Regions from separate parts of the Mus musculus genome. Here region 2 is linked to region 1. The links are chromatin contacts, found by Hi-C or POLR2A ChIA-PET in ENCODE. All regions are on one chromosome and are shown on one strand. Each heading gives the region's core, a stretch centred on a gene start or an enhancer-like site at or near the end of the contact. The rest is flanking DNA. Distances are from core to core; before and after follow the strand shown. Region 1 holds the start of AI115009 (expressed sequence AI115009). Region 2 holds the start of Pigk (phosphatidylinositol glycan anchor biosynthesis, class K).

The links. Hi-C counts contacts between places; a loop is a spot of excess contacts on that map. ChIA-PET counts read pairs that join two places held with the same protein, here RNA polymerase II (POLR2A).
Region 2: a map of left cerebral cortex shows a loop between it and region 1 (2.5-fold over the local background). The contact joins the promoter of Pigk here to the promoter of AI115009 in region 1. A Hi-C loop is called at or near these places in 2 of 37 maps with a recorded cell type or tissue (both left cerebral cortex). POLR2A ChIA-PET finds 5 or more read pairs at or near these places in 3 of 5 experiments (Patski and embryonic stem cell).

What each region holds. Positions count from the first base shown.
Region 1 is chr3:152,664,056-152,671,124 of GRCm38, forward strand. AI115009 (expressed sequence AI115009) reads left to right here and starts at 2,858. Exons shown (of 4, transcript NR_040386.1): 1 at 2,858-3,777. It overlaps Ak5 (adenylate kinase 5), which reads right to left and starts at 4,305. Exons shown (of 14, transcript NM_001081277.2): 1 at 3,745-4,305. The coding sequence starts at 3,804.
Region 2 is chr3:152,711,285-152,718,353 of GRCm38, forward strand. It overlaps Pigk (phosphatidylinositol glycan anchor biosynthesis, class K), which reads left to right and starts at 2,816. Exons shown (of 11, transcript NM_025662.5): 1 at 2,816-2,943; 2 at 5,778-5,831. The coding sequence starts at 2,851.

The DNA.
Region 1 (7,069 bases), core at 1,608-4,107:
TTTATACGATCACAGTATCTATACGATTACAGAGGAGAAAGTACGGTCTGACTTGTTTTTAATTCGTGAAACCTTGTACAGGGCAAGAGGTCCACGTGCTCACACATAATAAGCACTAGAGAAATGAGAACTGTTAACCACACAGGCTTTGGTCTTCAGTGGAAGAAACTGACAGCTGTTCACCAGAAGGTTGGAGTGGATGCTGTTTGATCTGGTGATCTTTTGCTAGTCTTTGATGCTAACCTGCACCAGAATCTCCTAGAATCCTGAGCATTGTCTCTCAGTCAATAGAATCTATCCTTGGGCTTATCATAAACCCTTCCCCATAGGGCCTGAGCACTGCTTGTCAGTCAACAGAACACATTCTATATGTAAAGGTCACAGGTGCTTTGCTAAGGAGATGCACTTTGTAAAGGCGTTTGGGTGTGGCCATGCCTAAAGCTTTGCTGGGACAACTGTCATGAGAAAACTTTTCTTTAAGTTTTATTGTGTTTAAATATGTAAAAAATAAAGCATTTGGTGTCAGGCTCCAGAAGTTTCAATCAGCGCTGGCTAAATCAAGTGAACCCGAGTTTCTCTAATCCTATCTCTTTTGGCCCATGTTCCTGCCAGTCACAGTATTTGCAGGGACCCCTCAAGTGCCTGGTGTGTGTAACTCACGGAGACTAGCACACACTAGTTCCCACAAATTCTACATCTTTGAAAATGTCCACTCCTGGAACCTGGTCTGAAGTGCAAAGAATATTTTCCTTTAGAATGTTTCATGGAAAAAGCAAACATTATTCTCATCTATACATTACTCTCACCTATACATTACTCTCACCTATACATTACTCTCACCTATACATTACTCTCACCTATACATTACTCTCACCTATACATTACTAATGCATAAGGCACACAACCTTCCGAAGGTTGACAAACCCTACCACAGCTTTTAATTTTTAAATCAGTTCCATTTCCCCCCAAGGGCAGGCAGTTCCCAGCAGGTGCCTTTGTTTTCGGGAACCCTGAGTGGAATGGGTTTGGGTTTGTGGTTCCATCAGATGAGTTCAGCTGCTGAGGAGGCAGAGGAAGTGTCATGCGATTTCTGTGCGGCAGGTTAGCTTCCCACGCTCCCGTTACTCTGTGGGCCAGAACCGACTGCATCGACACACGGGGTCTTGTGGCTCTCCCATGAGCCCTTGTGTACACTCAAGCCTGTGGGCATCCCTGCCTCTAGGTTTGGGTCAGCAGATCGTGTTTCAGAGTTATCAGTGGATTTCTTAAGCATACTTACTCAGATGGTCTTAGGTTCAGGACTCCGAGCCAGCTTCTCATAAAACCTTCTTTGTATATTTTATAAAAACATGGAATGGGGTAAATCAAAATACCAGATTCTCTCAACCCCATATATAACCCAGCCACAATATTAATACTTAAAATCCAGGCCTGTTAATTTTGTCTTTTCCTAAAGGCTTAAGTTGGGTGGGTATACGCAAGGCAAGTTTTCCAACTGGGAGACAGACATTTCAAGTTTTCCTAAACAAAACTAGCTCCCCAAAGGGCACTGATTCTTAAATCGGTAACAGTGAGCTTCAGTCTTTCACTGGTAACTTAAGTCCTTTTTCCTAAGTGCCAGCAGCAGCCCAGGACTGAATATAGGTAGTCTACTGGTGCTATTGCTTAGTCTCTGAGTTAACCCTCTGAATATGTAAATAATCTAGTTAGACTTTTGATAGCATTCAACTAATTGCCAACCTCTGATCTAAGGTCAGAGACCAATAGTTATATTACAAAGGCGAATTAGGAACACAGCAGAACCAGCTGCAAACGTTCTGTTGTGTTTTGTTTTTAATTTATTTTTAAAGCGGGAGTACTTTTCAACCACAAACCTAGCAGATACTCTGTACCACCCAAAGAGATCTGAAAAGTTCCATTATATTCTAGGCTTTGGTGGTGATACATTGCATCAGCCACCTGTTACTGTGATCTGTAATGGCATGTACTATCTATCTGCAACCATCTGGGGTTTTGGAAGGCACCTGGTTAAACTTAGAACAGTGTGGATTCTGGCACAGAAAATCCATTTTAGAAATCTGAGGTGTTGGATTTTTGTGGTCTGTACTCGTCACATGGACAATCAGGTCCTGCTTCCCTCTAAGCTGTGCAGTGAATCGGTCTCACTGTTCAAATGGAACCTAGAAGTCTCTATAGTCTTCTCCAGCTCTTTGCTGTCCTGAACTGAGTCTCAGTATACAGCGTTTAGTGCCTCTCAGGTAAGCAAGCTGACGTCCTTTTGAGTGTGTGCAGTATTTGGGGACATTCCATTCATATGCAGAAAAGCCAACGGGAAGCTTGAAGCCTAAGCAGCTACCTACCAGGGCTCATTAGCACACTCCATACAGAGTTCTGTGAGCAGACCACCCTGGCTCCCTGTACATTACCTGGCACCACGGAAGAGAAATGTCAGGAGACTCCGCCAGGCGTGTATCTATCATTCTTTTAGAAGCATAGAAATAAAATCGGTTTTGGTCTTAACATTTATAATTTAAAAAAATATTTCAGCTCTTCATTTCCACATTTACAAAAACAGCAAAAAAAGCTGTCCAAGCACTGTAATTATGGTATCCTGGGTTAAATAAACATAGTTTGGGGGTATTGCAAAAATTATTGTCTTAAGCACTGCACTTTCCTTCTAACAGAAAAAAATCCCCTAAACAGGAAAAAGAACAATGTGTGGCCTTTGGTTTATAATATTACTCTTCCATTTCCTTCAGAATTGGAGGCCAAAATTTTTAAGGCTCATCCTATGAGGCTTGGATTGGTGCCGTCCTTTTTTTTTTTTTTAATTTTTATTTTGTTTTATAACCTAAGCAAAAGCGCTTCGGATTTAGGGTGTTTTAAGACGGAATGTGGAGAGAATAATAGGAAGCAGGACTTCTCTCTGGGAAGCAGGTACCTTTAGCTCATTCCTCAAGCCTCCTTCCTCACATTCCTATCCCCTGTCCCTGGTGCGGATGCTGGATGCTGCTGCTAAGCCCAGCAGAGGCCAGCAACAGGAGTCACGCCTGTCTGGCCGCTCCCAGTCGAACCCAGTCTGTGTAGGTGGGCGCGAGGGCTGGCGCTGGAGGCTGGGAGGACCTTTCAAGCAACCAGCAAACGCGCTCGGGAGTTCATTGACTGGCCGCTTAGAGCTTCAGGGACCCAGGAGATAGCGCTGCACTGGATCGGCTGGGCTGTGTGTATATATGCGTGTGTGGGTTTTTTTTCTCCCTCTCCATCTTCATCCTTCTCCTCAAGCCGTCCCCCCCGGGAGAGTCGCTTCGTCCACGCTTTCCCTCCCCTGCAAGGGGTCCCAACGCTTGGCGCCTGGAATGTTTAGGACTCTGGAACCTTCAGTTTCCTGTCCTGCCTCCGTGTGGGCGACACTGGTCTCACCTGGCTTGACCCTCAGTCCCAGAGAGTGCTGCCAGGCCACGATCTGCTGTCCATTCTGGGTGCCCATCTCGGAGGGATACTCTGGGGACAGCCTGCATCCAGTACCCAGCTTGAAGAGGGAAACTTGATCCCAAGATACGGGTTTCGAAGCCTGCATTTGAAAAGGACCCGAGCGACCCGAGCGCACAAGGCGACTTGTCTGGGGCGAAGGGAACGGCGAGCCTCTGTGAGCGCCTTCATTAGGGACCCTACACCGGAAGGTGCAGCCGGGCACTGGCCCTCGGGACATTCGCTGGGGATCCTTTGGCCACCCCAGCCTCTTACCTCGAAAAGCTGAGGAATGTCCCTCCGGGCCAGGTACTCCTTGGCGTCGTTGGTGTTCATGGCTGTACGGCGCGCGTGCAGTGGGGAGCAGGAGGGGAAGCTCCCGAGGTTGGGGCTGGCGGGGCGCAGCCCTCACTTGGATGCGCTCAGGCCGGGGTCCCCTCAGCGACTCCCGGGCAGCTGTGCAGTCCGCGCTCCCGTCGCCCCCGCGTCCGCGCCGGTCCCCGCGCCAGCCAGCAGCGAGCAGCAGCGGCTTCCCGGGCGCAGGCAGCGCGAGCGCCAGGGGAGGGGCGCGGAGGAGGACCACGCGGCCGACGCCACCAGCCGCCGCCTCCCGGCTCTGCGCGCTCGGCCCGCGCCTCCGGAGCTCGCTGCGGCGGCCGCCAGTCACGCTGCGCGGGCGGGCGCGGGGCGCGGGGGTGGGGACGCGCGGGCTGCAGTCACTCCCCAGCCCGCAACGCAGCCAGGGCAGCCAGGGCACCAAGGAGCCAAGAACCGGGCGATTGGAGCTGGATACAGTTTTGCTTCTACACACACACACACACACACAAACACACACACACACACACACACACACACACACACACCAGACACACACACCAGACACACACACCAGACACCCCCCCACACACACACTATACAGACACACCATACACACTATAGACAGACACTCCCCCCCCCACAAACTTACCACAGACAGACACTCCCACACACACCACAGACGATAGACAGACAGACAGACACCACTTATCATGAGCTCCTCCAGGAGCTCTTCCAGGGGGGAAAAACCCAAGTCAGAGAATTCATATATTCTTAAGTTAATGGCCTTTCAGTGATAGGGAGTTGGAAGTAGGGAAAGAGGAAGGATTCTGTTGGGTCTTTTAACACTGGAGTACCCAGCCCTTAAGAAAAGTTGGAGCAACTTAAACATTTGAGTAGAAGGCCTGAAATCCTTAGCGTAAGATTTAGTGAGCAGTCAAAGAATCTTTTCTGCTGGGAGGAGCTGAAGGAGGAAGAGAGGACTGAGTGGTGGAGAGCTGGGGTCTGCTTTAAACTGCAAAGTGGTCACTGGCCCAAGGGCCATCAGAACGCCCTAACAGGAGACGGCTGGTGAGGTGTACTGGTGCCTACCCAGTTACAGACCAAGGTGCACCCATCCTCCCCACAGCTACCAAGATGACTCATTTCCCACAGATGTCTTTTCACTGCTCTTTGAGAGATGCTCTGGGTCTCCAGGGAATATGATCTCTAACTGCCTGCAAGGGCCCACTCTGGAGAGGGTATGTGGAAGAAAGGAGGCAAAAGCTACATACAGACTCCTGGCATCTGGGGTCTGGTAGAAACCAGCACTCTAAATGCTTCAAATTAAAAACTCACCATTTGAATGTCTGTTTCAGGATCTTTCCTTGGACCTATTTCTTGGTCCACATAAGCCGCTGTTGCTCAAGCTACAGCTTTATTTGAGCAGAGGGAGGGAGATCAATTTTTTTTTAAAGATTTATTTATTTATTATATGTAAGTACACTGTAGCTGTCTTGAGACGCACCAGAAGAGGGCATCAGATCTAATTATGGGTGGTTGTGAGCCACCATGTGGTTGCTGGGACTTGAACTCCGGACCTTCGGAAGAGCAGTCAGGTGCTCTTACCCACTGAGCCATCTCACCAGCCCGGGAGATCAAATTTTAATTAGCTCAATTTTGAGAATTAAATAAAATTTGTGAACATTTTTGAAGCCACATGCCATAATAATGTGTCATGTTATGGGGGCGATTTTTTCAGTTCTGAGGACATTGGTGTCCTCTGTGAGAATGTCTCCACTTATGTTCCTCTCACTTAGTTGACAGCAGGCTTTGGAGGGAGCCAAAGCCATCTCTGCCCTGTGCAATCATTTCCACAGTCCTTGGAAAATCCTAGGGCCTGGTGGCTTAGTCGACTTAGAAGCACACGGGACTGAAGAGGCCAGTTCCTGTAGGTCTTCTTGAGGTCCTTCTTTCCTGGGTTCTGTTGCTAGTGTTAGGGTTTGTTTTTGTTTCGAGGTGATACATGATTCTTAGTATCTTTAGTAAATCCAGCAAGTGACAGCAACAACCTAGTAAAGAGAGAGGGGTCAGAGAAAACACACTGTAGCCAGCTTGGAAACAGATGTAGCAAGTTTACATCAGCCTTAGAGAGTGACAGCTGGTGTATCCCAGAGTAGAGAGGTGTAGGAAGGGCAAGATGCTAGTCACTGTTACTGCAGACTGCGGCCTCACAGGGACAGAGCATATGCAGAAAGTACAGGCTTTCAAAGCTGGGCTGGAGATAGCAGGGACAGGAGCATAGGGGCATCCTTGCCAAATCTATCCCGTCTTACCAGCTCTGTGATGGTTCTAAGGCTGGGCATAGAAAGCCTGAAGCCCCTTGTACTGTAGAGACACATTCCTTCAAGCTCCAACAAACTATAACATTCTCCACGTCTGCGTATTTGGTAACAATTAGCATATCATGATATTTTCCTACCTTGTATTCAGATAAGTGGGTCATGACTAAATAAGTTTAAAGAGACAAAGATTTCATTTGGGGTCTCTATATTTAATACAAATGAAATTGTCTCCATCCTCTTCAAAAATCTTTTGGTATAGCTTTAATTTTTACAATTTTCGAGAATGGTTAGCGTTTTTGAAGGTATAGGAGTTGGGACATCTGAGGAAAAATAATAGAATTGTCTCTTGTGATCATATCTTGGGAGATCATGGTAAGTTTCTGTGCTATGGCAGTAACTAAGACAATCTCTTGCTGGTAAGGACCCTAGTTTCCATTGGAGAATGTGTGTAATAAGTAAGTATGATAGGGCCAATAAGATAGCTCAGTGTGGACGAGTCTGATACTCTGACTTGTTCCCCAGGACCCACATGCTTGGGAAGCGAGGACTTCCCAGATCTGTCCTCTGACCTTTACACATGCGCTCTGGTGCTGTGGCACAGGTGTCAGCACCCACCCACCTACACAGACACATGCAGACAGACAGACTAACAAACAGACAGACAGACACACCAAACAAACAAATGAATAAAGTGTAGTAAAGACTTTAAACAGTACATTGAGGGAAAGGTAAAGAAAATGGCCAAACAACATCAGACTGTGATAAACAAAAAAGAAGTAAAGCACAGAGATAGCAGAAAATCGGACACAAGCAAGAACACATCAGATAGCGGCAGGTGTGGTGGGAAAAAATCAAAGCTGACTCTATAGATTTGAAGCACGGGCACCAGTCCAGACCTCTCCTAAGGAAGGGGCAGAGGAAGTGGAAGTAAAGATAATCACAAGACGATGATGAGGACTTTC
Region 2 (7,069 bases), core at 1,566-4,065, 47 kb after region 1:
CCACTTCTTGGCCCTGGCATTCCCCTGTACTGGGGCATATAAAGTTTGTAATACCAAGGGGCCTCTCTTCCCAATGATGGCTGACTAGTCCATCTTCTGTTACATATGCAGCTAGAGACAGAGCTGGGGGCGGGGGGTACTGGTTAGTTCATATTGTTGTTTCACCTATAGGGTTGCAGACCCCTTCAGCTCCTTGGGTGCTCTCTCTAGCTTCTCCATTGGGGCACCTGTGTTCCATCCTATAGATGACTGTGAGCATCCACTTCTGTATTTGCCAGGCACTGGCATAGCCTCATATGAGACAGCTATATCAGGGTCCCTTCAGCAAAATCTTTCTGGCATATGCAATAGTGTCTGGGTTTGGTGGCTGATTATGGGATGGATCCCCGGGTGGGGTAGTCTCTGGATGGTCCATCCTTTTGTCTTAGCTCCAAACTTTGTCTCTGTAACTCCCTTCATGGGTATTTTGTTCCCTGTTCTAAGGAGGAATGAAGTATCCATACGTTTTTCCTAAACTCTTAACACTGCTCTAAGCCACGGTTGACTGTCGTAGCAGTTTTCCAAATGCTCTCTATTCAGCACATTCTCCTGAATGGGACTGGTATGATCACCCCACTCTGAAGCTTTTCAGGCCCGTAGGATACACATCAAAACTCATCCCTGAACCCTCAAAGCCCCAAGGACAGGGGACATCTACTTACCAAGATAGCCTCCTTCATAACAGCCTGTATTGTGTTCTCTGAACTGCAAGTCCAATGTAACCCTCACCATTCCTCTGTTAATCTAAACTTCTTTCTGCTCTGGAGTGTGCACACAGGTTGCTGTGTTTGTCCTGACAGCTTTTCTGTTTGTCCTCAGCTTCACTGTGACTTTCTCTTCTCCTTGGAGGCTGTTCGCCACTGGCCCTCGTGGAAAAAGGGAGCAGAAGTGGGGGACCAGGGTTCAGAAAGCTAAGAATACCAATGCATTGACTTCTGGGATCAACTTCAGTGAGACAGTTCAACTTTATACGGGGCTGTATAGATCTTGGGGAGTGTGTGGGGACTTACAAGGTGGGTAAATGTTATTGGTGGGGGGGTAAGCCTGGGAATGCTTCATTTACATGAATTTCAAGAAGAACCTGCTGAGCAGGTTTCTCCTCAGAGATTTTGGAGGGTTACTGTGGATCCATCTCATATACAGTCACCAAACCCAGACACTACTGTGGATGCCAAGAAGTGCTTGTTGACAGGAGCCTGATATAACTGTCTCCTGAGAGGCACTGCCAGAGCCTGACAAATACAGAGGTGGGTGTTTGCAGCCAACCATTGGACTCATCATGGGGACCCCAATGGAGGAGTTAGAGAAAGGACTGAAGGAGCTGAAGGGGTTTGCAACCTGTAGGAAGAACAACAATATCAACCAACCAGACCCCCCAAAGCTCCCAGGGACTAAACCACCAATCAAAGAGTGCACATGGAGCGACCCATGGCTCCAGCTGCATATGCAGCAGAGGATAATTTTGTTGGGCATCAGTGGGAGACGAGGCCCTTGGTCCTGTGAAGGCTAGATGACTCAGTGTAGGGAAATGCTGTCAGTGTAGGTCAGTCTGTTGTAGTAGAAGCAGTGGGAGGGGTGATGGGATAGAGGGTTTCCAGAGGGGAAACATGGAAAGAGGATAACATTAAAAATGTAAATAAAATATCCAATTAAAAAAAAAGGGCTTTTGTGGGGAGTGAAGAGATAGCTCAGTGGTTAAGAGTACTGGCTGCTCTTGCAAAGGTCCTGGGTTTAGTTTTCAGAACCCACGTGGTGATTTAACAACCATCTCTGGTTCCAGAGGATCTGATGTCCACTTCTGACCTCTGCAGGCAATGCACACACATTGTGCTTAGGCATATATGTAGGAAAAATATCCATACACGTTACATAAAATCCAAAAACTAAAGTTGTTTTGTGTGTGTGTGTGTGTGAAACAAAAAGGACACAAAACACTTTCAAGCAAAACTGGCCATGGTAGCACGTGCTTTTAATGTCAGCACGTGGGAGACAGTGGTAGGCAGGTCTCTCTGTGAGTTCAAGGTAGCTTTAGGTCAGGCAGGGCTTCATAATGAGACCTTGTCTCAAAAAAAATTAAAAGAAATATTCAAAGAATAATTAAAATGGATGAGTAATAGTGTTACAACAAAAATTTTTTTCAAAATTAGAAAACAGAATGACCAGAAATACTGTATATTTTTTCCCTTCTGTATGGTGTCTGTGTGTACGTGTGTGTACGTGTGTGTACGTGTGTGTGTGTGTGTGTGTGTGTGTTTACAGGCCCACTTATGGAAGCCAGAAGCAGGTGTTGGGTGCCACCTCTTTCTGACTTGATCTCTTGAAGCAACATCCTTCACTGAACCCATTTTTTTTCCCCTGTAGGTTGGCAGTCATTAAACCCCAGTGATCATATTTCCATTTTGTCGTCCTTTAAGATTTAGAAATCTTGGACCACATAGCCAACTAACTGATAGCACCACACCAAAGGGAAACATCAAATATTGTGGATCCCCAAATTATCTTTTTAAAATTTCCTCCTTAAATATTGTGTCTATTTTACAAAACAAACCTAGAAACATAGCTGAGTAAGTAATTCTCCAATTAGGTTGCCCCGGCCACTCCAGAACCTGAATGGAGGAAGGTGTATGCGGTGGCAAACAAAACAAAACAACAAAATGAAGCAACAAAACAAAACAAAAACTAAAACAACTCAAGGCCACTACCATGGGAAGAACAAACCAAACCACACCCCCCCGTGCACGGCAGCGGCAGCGCTGCTTTACGGCACTCGCCCCGCCCCTTTGCTCTTCGGGGCGTGAGAAGCCGGCAAACATGGCGGCCCCCTGCTTCCTCACTCTGCGGGTGGCTACCCTGGCCGCCTTGGCGCTCTTGTCTCTCGGCAGCTCTGCCGCTGGACACATCGAGGTAGGCATCGGTGTCTGTTGAGGACCGACCCCAGGGAGGACCGTGTGACTGTGAGCGCCTCAGGTGCAGGACGCACGGCCCCTGAGGGCAGCCGCCTGCAGCGTCTTCCCTCCCCGGGCTGTGTTGTGGGATTCAGGACCGTCCGTCCTGAGGACAGGGACCGGACACAGCCTTTTAGAACGCCCTGTTAAGAGTGCGAAGCCAGCGGTGACGAGGGAGGAGGACCCGGTCCTCTGCTCCTGTGACAGGCAGGGCACGCGTGGGGACTGTCATGGCTTTGGTGTTTTGCTCCTCCGCCCTGACCTCCTCCTCCCTGAGGCTGCAGGACGTCTGGTTTCTTTACGATGCTGTTACCAGCGATTTCCCCAGCGACGCGACTTGGATTTCTAGCATTATTTTTTAGACCTGCTTGCCCGGGCGTCAGCACACACTGTAAAAACACCTCGTCCAAGTTTATCACCGAGGCTGCCCTAGTCTCCTAACTCAGCAGGGGCAGTTCTGGTTTAGTCTGTTCTCTGAGCTGAGGACGGAGTAACTTTTCAAATGCTGACCTGATCATGTCACTCAGGACCCCTTCTTGAAATCTCTTACACCTTCTTTAAATGTCTAGCTTTGTTAAGCTTTCAGTTTCACAAACCACTGGGACCCTTTTGCCATTGGCCCAATTTTTTTTTTTTTGGTCTGGAATTGTCTTTTCATCTTTTGGGTATTCGCCCAAAATGTCACTTCTGTAGGGAAACCTTCCCTTACAAAGTCATGTTCCCCTGTTACAATTACAGACCACATTTGGTGTCTTTATATATTGTGTGGTGAGTTCTTTGCTAACGTGTGTCTATTTAACTGGACAGTAATCTCTGATGAAGGCACGCACTGTGATCTGCTGTCATCCCCGACAGGATAGATGTCTAAGCATACAGTGAATCCGTAATTGTACATTGTAGTGCAGTGCATTTACATGTCCACCTGTATTAAACTCTGATGTGCTTGAGAGAAGATTGCATGCCTTTTGGTGATTTTCCTATCACCGTATTCCGTGGTGCTTGGCACGTAGAAGGTGCTCCGTTAACTAAATGTTGACTGATTAACGTTACATTGCTGCTACAGAGTTCTCAGTAAAGTTTCAATGGAGCAACAAGTTTGAGCCTAGAAAGGACGCTAGAGATTATTTAGGTCAAATCTCATTTTCTTTTGGAGAAATTCAAGCTTAAAGTGCAAACTGACTTGCCCCAGTGTCATGTACCGCTCAATTTTAGCTCAGGCCTTCCCATGCCTAAACCAGGGGTTATCCACAGTAGCACCCTGCTTGCTGCTTTGTTCAGTGTCTGGGCAGCTGTTAGAATGGTTTTGGGGGCTGAGGGTGGTTGTAGCAGTGGGTCTATTCTCACACTTGCCTGGAACTTTTTGTCTCTGAAACTTTCCTGCTAGCCACACAGCTGAAATCTCCATTTGTTAGGCAATCACTTTGTTGCATTCTCTGCTCCTACATTGTGAGTCTGCTACCAGCTCTGTAGATGATGAAGGGTGGGGGGTGGGGGAGTGGGGGTGGGTGGGTGTAGGTAAGCCAAGATGCTCTAAGGTATGCTCAAGTCAGCGAGTGGTAGGTAGATCCAGGTTTGAATTCAGACGTCCCAACTGCTCTAGTAATGTGCCCCAGTTAGAGCTTAGCTCCTGTGGGAAGAGGGATTGTAATGTTCACAATAACCCAGTTAGAGCTTAGATGCTGTGGGAAGAGGGGATTGTAACGTTCACAATAAACTACTGGTGCCCAAGAAGACAAGGAGCACAGTGAGAGCATGAGTCATGGTAGAGAAGATGGTGTGTGTGTGTGTGTGTGTGTGTGTGCGCGCGCGCGTGTGCGCGCGCGCACCGCAGTTTTAAATGATAACCTAATTTTTAAAAGAGATAAATTCCATACAGAAAGACTAAAATGTGACTTCAGTAATTCACTTGCATTTGTTTAATGCTTCCTAGTTTTAAAGCAAGGACACCCATGCAGCATACTTGTGTAGTTGTGTCAATGACGCTGGGGTGGGGTTGCTCAGAGTGTGTGGAAGGGGACAAGTGGATTTACTTAGTTCCCTACTTACTTCTCTGCACTAGAGATGAAAGTCTGGGCTGATGGTTGGTAGGCAAAGGCTCTGCCGTTAACTTATACCTTCGGCCCAGGAGCCAAGCATCCTAGTTAAAGTTACTTTGCTTAATGTGCAGCTGTCTCGGTTAGGGCTTCTCCTCAGGTAGTGCCTTAAATTAGGTAGGGCTTTTTGCACTGAGATAGGATCTTTTAGAGGTTACATTAATTGACATTTAGTTAATCAACATTAATTCCTTGTATGTATCTGTGGGTGTCAGAGGACAGCGTAAGGGAGTCAGTTTTCTCTACTGTGGGATTGAACCCAGGTCCCCAGACTTGGCAGCAAGCACCTTTACCTGCTGAGCCTAAAGTACTTGCTAGTTTATGTTTGATTATTCTGTTCGTAAGGCCAAGTACAGCATCTTCACAAGTGAACTTGATTGCTAGTGTAGAGAAGCCCCGAGGGGCGAGCGCTGGCTCAGTGGTTAAGGTCAGGAAGCTTTTCCAGAGGACCCAGGTTTGGTTCCCAGCACCTGTCTAGTACACCAGTCCCAGAGGGTCCAGTGCCTTCCTCTGGCCTGTGTGGACATACATACATACATACATACAGGCAAAGCATGTATGCACATAAGTAAATCTAAAAATTCAAATAAAAAGGTCCAAGAGTCCTAAATGTTGTTTACCCCTCTTTAATTCTGGAAAATCGTATGTTTTCATAAAATGTGTGTATGTGTGAATGGTCTTGTCTTTATCTGACCCACAGGATCAAGCCGAACAGTTCTTTAGAAGTGGACACACAAATAACTGGGCTGTTTTGGTAAGTATGCTCTTCAAACATATATCTTGGTGCTCACGTTAGATATGTATCTAAACAGTTTTGTGAATTGTGAATTAAATTTTTAAAAATAAAATTTATCCCTTAAAATAAGAATTTTGATAGAAAAAGAAAGCCCTCCCCCCTCTATCTTTTCTCCCTTTCCCCCTCTCTCCCCCTCCATCTTGTCTCCCTTTCCCCTCCCTCCCCCTCCCTCTATCTATTCTCCCTTTCCCCCTCCCTCCATCTCTTCTCCCTTTCCAACTCCCTCCCCCTCCCTCTATCTCTTCTCCCTTTCCCCCTCCCTCCATCTCTTCTCCCTTTCCAACTCCCTGCCCCTCCCTCTATCTCTTCTCCCTTTCCCCCCTCCCTCTTCCTCCCCCACCCCACTTTGTCTCTCTCTGAAGAGGGGACTTGTGTAGCCCAGGCTGGTTCAGACTCACTGTGCAGCTGAGGCTGGCCTTGAACTGCTGGCCCCCTTGCCTCTACCCCTGGTGTGCTGGGTTTACAGGTGTGGCCACTATAGAAAAAGCAGCAACTCTTTTTTTTTTTTTTTTTTAAACTTTATTTTAAATTGACAACAGCTACTAATATTTCTTACTTTAAAATCTTCTGCCAAGTGGTGATTTGTAAATAAATACAAGAATATATTTGAGGTGCTGTCATTACAAAAAACACTTACAAATACAGAATTATTTTAATGCTTGAAGTGAGTAATTATGTTTCTCTGTAGTACTAGTTTATAGATAACTATACTTATGCTGTCTTATTGATTTTTATGTTTGCAAGAAGTGATAGTTGTAGAAAATTCAAATCATGCAGAAAGGTGTAAGAGAAGAAAAGACAAATTGCCTGTGTGACTTTTACGTCAGCTACAAGGGAGGGAAGTTTTCCCGCTCCACATTCCAGAGTCAGTATCTGGGGAAGCCGCTCTCTCTCCACAGAGCCTAGAGCTGTTCTGTGTATTTGTGCATATGTGTCTCTCACACTGGGACTGTCTTCAGTCAGTTCTGCTGCATTGCCTTACCTACTGTGCCGAGGATCTTTCCTCATTGGTGGATATGTAGGTTTCTGGTGTTTTCCAAATGCTGTAAGGGTCTCTGTGTTGGGACTCATTGTATCATTCAGTTCCTGGATGCTGAGATCCTAAGTTGGTTATTTTGTTCAGAGTTATGTTGGACATTCTGTTTGACATTGAGGCTCTCACTCTGTAGCCCAGGCTGACCCCCGATGCATAGCAG